Regions from separate parts of the Homo sapiens genome. Here region 1 is linked to region 2. Evidence: read pairs that join two places in POLR2A ChIA-PET (ENCODE). Cell type or tissue: PC-9. All regions are shown on one strand.

The links. ChIA-PET counts read pairs that join two places held together with the same protein. Peaks named below come from ENCODE experiments on the same cell type or tissue, not always from the same donor. Only the 100,000 strongest peaks of a DNase experiment are listed, where the experiment ranks them.
Region 1: POLR2A ChIA-PET joins it to region 2 with 15 read pairs; 2 of 35 experiments call an interaction of 5 or more read pairs at or near these places.

The regions. Positions count from the first base shown.
Region 1 is chr16:19,575,649-19,578,148 of GRCh38, reverse strand. All of the region lies in intron 5 of VPS35L (VPS35 endosomal protein sorting factor like), which reads right to left. Among named protein-coding and RNA genes, the nearest start is that of VPS35L, 21 kb to the right of the region's middle. In PC-9, no CTCF peak of the experiment used is centred here; no DNase peak of the experiment used is centred here.
Region 2 is chr16:20,382,431-20,384,930 of GRCh38, reverse strand. It overlaps PDILT (protein disulfide isomerase like, testis expressed), which reads left to right. Exons shown (of 12, transcript NM_174924.2): 3 at 80-286. Among named protein-coding and RNA genes, the nearest start is that of PDILT, 21 kb to the left of the region's middle. In PC-9, CTCF peaks have their summits at 1,080 and 1,302 (motif pointing right); a DNase peak (open chromatin) is centred at 1,380.

The DNA.
Region 1 (2,500 bases), 810 kb after region 2:
AGATAATATGTAAACAAATTGATAGGGCTCTGTTCCTATAAAACTGTACTTAAAAAACAGGCAGTGGACCAGACTTGGCCTGCAGCATGCAGTTTACCAACCCCTGATCTGGGGATACCCCTAGTAGTGGAATGCTGGATCAAAGGGTTGGCTCATTGTGTTAATCCCTTTGAGCTGCTATAACAAAATGCTACAAAGTGGGTGGCTTATAAATAAGAGCAATGTATTTCTCGCAGTCCTAAAGGCTGGGAAGTCCAAGATCAAGGTCCCAGCAGATTAGGTCCCAGTGCCTGATGACAGCCTGCTTTCCGGTTGGGTTCATAGATGATGCCCTCCTGCTGTGTTTTCACTTGGTGGAAGGGGTGAGGGGAGTGCCCTTGGACCTCTTTTATAGGGCACTAATCCCATTCATGAGGGTTCCACCCTCATGACCTAATCACCTCTGAAAAGGGCCCATCTCCTAATACCATCATCTTGGGGTTAGGATTTCAACATATGAATCGGGGCAGGGGAGTGGGGTTAGGCACAAACAACCAGACCACAGCACCTGTCTTCAAATAAAATAAAAAATGCAAAAGTGTTCTACAAGGTGGTTGTGCCATTTTACATTCCCACCAGCAGCATATGAGAGCTCCTATTGCTCTATATTCATACAAAGTCTCATCTTTGAAATGTGATCCCCAGTGTTGGAGGTGGGGCCTGGTGGGAGGTGTCTGGGTTGTAGTGGGGGATCCACCATGAACGGCTTGGTGCCATCCTTGCAGTAATGAGTGCAGTAATGAGTTATTCTTACTTCCCATGAGAACTGGCTGTTGAAAAAAGCCTGGCATTTTCTCCCTCTCTCTCCTCCCTTCTCTTGCCATGCAATCTCTGCACACACCTGCTCTCATTTGCTTTCACCATGAGTGGAAGCAGCCTGAGGCCCTCACCAACAGCAGATGCTGCACCATGCTTCTTATATAGCCTGTGGAACCATAAGTCAAGTAAACCTCTCTTCCTTATAAATTAGCCAGCCTCTGGTATTCCTTTATAGTACCACTAAACAAACTAAGACACTTGGTATCATCACTCTATTTGATCTTTACAAACTGGTGGGTATGATTTACCTTTTATGGTCTGGGATCAAAATTCTGTCCATAACAAGCTGGGCGTGGTAGCTCACACCTGTAATCCCAGCACTTTGGGAGGCCAAGGCAGGTGGACCACTTGAGGTCAAGAGTTTGAGACCAGCCTGGCCAACATGGTGAAACCCTGTCTCTATTAAAAATACAAAAATTAGCTGGGCCTGGTGGTGCACACCTATAGTCCCAGTAACTCAGAAGGCTGAGGTGGGAGAATTGCTTGAACCCAGGAGGCAGAGGTTGCACTGCACCATGGGTGACAGAGCAAAATTCCATCTCAAAAAAAAAAAAAATTCTATGCATAACAAAGCTGTTCCCACTCTCTTGATTTCTAACGTGCTGTCTCATCCAGCAGAGCCGTGGGGAGAGTGGCAGCTGCCATATCAGAGACCTGCAATGAACTATGATTGTGCTCATCTGCACCCAGCAGCACATGATCCGTCAGTTGCTCCAGAATCCCCTTGGAGCATCAAAATAGGAATTCTGGGGTCCCATCCTGCAAGATTAATTGAGCAAGTGGGGGCCAGGCATCTATATTCATACAAAAGTTCCTCAGGAAATCCTGCTACACGGCAGTTTGAGACACCCTGGTCCAGAGCTTCTGACTGTGTGTCTTAGGAGAGGAAGCTGAGAACTGCATTCAGGGACCAGTGACGTATAAGACTAAGCATGTGACCCCCTCACCAACATACCTTATTGCACAAGGGAAAAGACTTAAGGCAAGGGAAAGGCTCTCTAAAACCCAGTTGGTGAGGGAGGCACAATGAGGGGGAGACTACTTCCTCTGTAATTCTTAAACAGTAAGCTTACGTTTTACTCCTAGTAACCTCTTTGTTTTTTTTTTTTGTTTTTTTTTTTTTTTGAGACAGAGTCTCGCTCTGTCACCCAGAATGGAATGCAATGGCACGATCTTGGCTCACTGCAACCTCCGCCTCCCAGGTTCAAGCGATTCTCCTGCCTCAGCCTCCTGAGTAGCTGGGATTACAGGCATCTGTCACCATGCCTGGCTAATTTTTTTTTTTTTTTTTTTTTTTAGTAGAGATGGAGTTTCACATTGTTGGCCAGGCTGGTCTCGAACTCCTGACCTCAAGTGATCTGCCCGCCTTGGCCTCCCAAACTGCTGGGATTACGGGTGTGAGCCACCGCACCAGGCCATATATATATATTTTTTTAATACGGAATTTCACTCTTGTTGCCCAGGCTGGAGTGCAATCTTGGCTCACTGCAACTTCCGCCTCCCAGGTTCAAGCGATTCTCCTGCCTCAGCCTCCTATGTAACTGGGATTATAGGCATGTACCACCACGCCCAGCAAAATTTTGTATTTTCAGTAGAAATGGGGTTTCACCATGTTGGCCAGGCTGGTCTCAAACTCCTGACC
Region 2 (2,500 bases):
GCAGGCCCAACAAATAATCTACTGTTGGAGATGGGGAGCGAGGAAAGGCCTCTCAAATTTTGTCTTCATACTCTTTCAGACAACCCATCCTCAAAGCAATCCAGGAACTTGGCGGAAGAGCTGGGCAAAGCTGTGGAGATCATGGGCAAAGGCAAGAATGGGATCGGCTTTGGCAAAGTGGACATTACCATAGAGAAGGAGCTTCAGCAGGAGTTTGGGATTACCAAGGCCCCGGAGTTGAAGCTGTTTTTTGAGGGCAACAGGTCAGAGCCCATCAGCTGCAAAGGTAATGGTGCTTGTGTGTCACACTTGTTTCATGCTCATGGAAAGTCCACTTAACAGCTATAGGGTAAAGGTGGGAGGCTCTGCTCCATGCAGCTTCTCGGGGACCCAGGATCCTCCAGCTTGTGACTCTGCCCTTCTCTAGGGCCTTGGAGCCACCTGCTCTTTCCTCTGTATCCAGCCAGCAGTTGGGGTAAGGGGTAGAAGGTCACCACGGGTACTGTTCATGGCCCTGGCCATGAACAGTGGTAAGTATCACTTCTATTCACATCCCATTGACCAGAATTCTGTTACATGGCCAGAACCAGCTGCAAGAAAGGCGGAGAAATACAGTTCAGCTCTGTTTTTAGAAAGAAAACGGGTTTAGTGAATATGTGGCTGCTTCTACTACAGCTTGAAGCTCAGCTGATGGGCCCTAGAAACACCAAGAAGTGGGAGGGTGGGGTGCATGGCTTAGAAACTATCAGACACCAGAGATTAAGTTCTAACTCCACTTCCCACTCCCAATCTTTGACTTTAGAATGATTTGACAGAGTCCTAGGACTAGGGAAGCACTATTTAGCCAAAAGGGAAATTGGGAGATGATGGAACAAGACAGGCTTGGGATGCAATGTCTACCAAACACCTTACGTTCTATCATATTTTTCATTCATTGATTAACTCGTTCATTCATTTATTCAGCATCCATTTATTGACAAGCTACCATGTGCCAAGCCCTATCTTGATGTTGAGGATGTGTGGAGAATAAGGTACTAGTATGGCACATATGGTAGTCCCAACTTTTAGAAAGTTACATATATGAAGGCATTCATGGATGCAGGATGGATAAATGGATGGAAGGATGGAAGTAACAAAACTGATGAACACAGAAGTGCCTGTAACAGCCATGCCAGTAGAATGTTCCCATTATATATGTTAAATTATTGAGTCTTGAGTAACGGAAACTGCCTTCCACTGGATCTGGTGTATAGCCAGCTTCCAATAAGCTGGATTCAGTGTTATTTGCAAGAAACACACATCCAGGGGCTGCAGGATGCTTTGCAGTTCTCAGAATGGACACAAGAGGGCATGAAAGACACAGGATAGACCCAGAGAAAGGCGCCACAAGAGAACCTCGGAGCAATCACCTAAGGGCAGGGCTGCAGCTCCCAGCAGGCTTGTGGGAGGGTGGTGGCTGCGGGCGCCAGAGAAGAGATGGGGAGGGAGGGCGGGAGCAGTGAGAGAAGCAACAGAGGATGCTGTTTCCTATAGATACCAGGGGATGACCCTCAACAAGGGGGACTCGCTGACACCAGCAAGGAGCCCTTTGTGATGTGTTTGCTCTGGGGAGAGCTGTGAGGAAATGAGAGGCCCTAGGTCATCGGAGCCCATGACTGCTAATGGAGTGGCCCAGGTGCTGCAATGACCTTCCCTCCTGAAGGGCAGGAGAGAACTGACTCCACTTAGAGGCGACAAAGTAACAATATGGCAACTTCCAGACTGTGGGTGAAACTAGCAGAGAAGGTCCCCAAGGCATTTGACTTCTGAGCCCCCTTCATCAGGGAAACCAGTGCCTGGGACCTCGTCTGCCATACAGGAAGCTTCATCATCACCCCATCTAGGAAGTCTCCCCTGACTGCTCAGGCCAGGGTGCCTGCTCCACCTCTGTGGCCTCACAGCATCTGTGTTTTCCCCATCAAGGCCCTCGCCTCAAAGAATTACATCTGCTACTTATTGCTTGTTCTCTACAGAGAGCATCACAAGGGCAGTGGCTGATCTCACTTGCACTCCTGGGTCCTCTAAAGAGACTGCCAGAATTGACAGCACTCCCCTCTGCATCCAAATCCTTACCACAGGCTTAAGAAACAATCACTGCCGCTCGTCGAATCTCAGTTTTTCCATCTGTTAAATGGGGATGGTGAAAAGATCTACCCCTCTACACTGTTGGGAAGATAAAATGATGTTTGCAAGGCACACGGCCTGACACATACCTGTAGCATATACTGTGTTCCAGGCATTGTTCTAGACCCTTCTCCTATGTCATAACACCCCAATATAAGAGGTGCTTTTACAGATGGAGAAACTGAGGCACAGAAAGGTAGAATAACTTCCTCAAAGCTGCCCAGTGAGTAGTGGTGGAGTCAGCAAATGTTTTCTGCAAAGGCCCAGATTATTAATATTCCAGATCCTACAGGCCAGGCAGTCTCTGTTGTAACTACTCAGATCTGCTGATGCAATG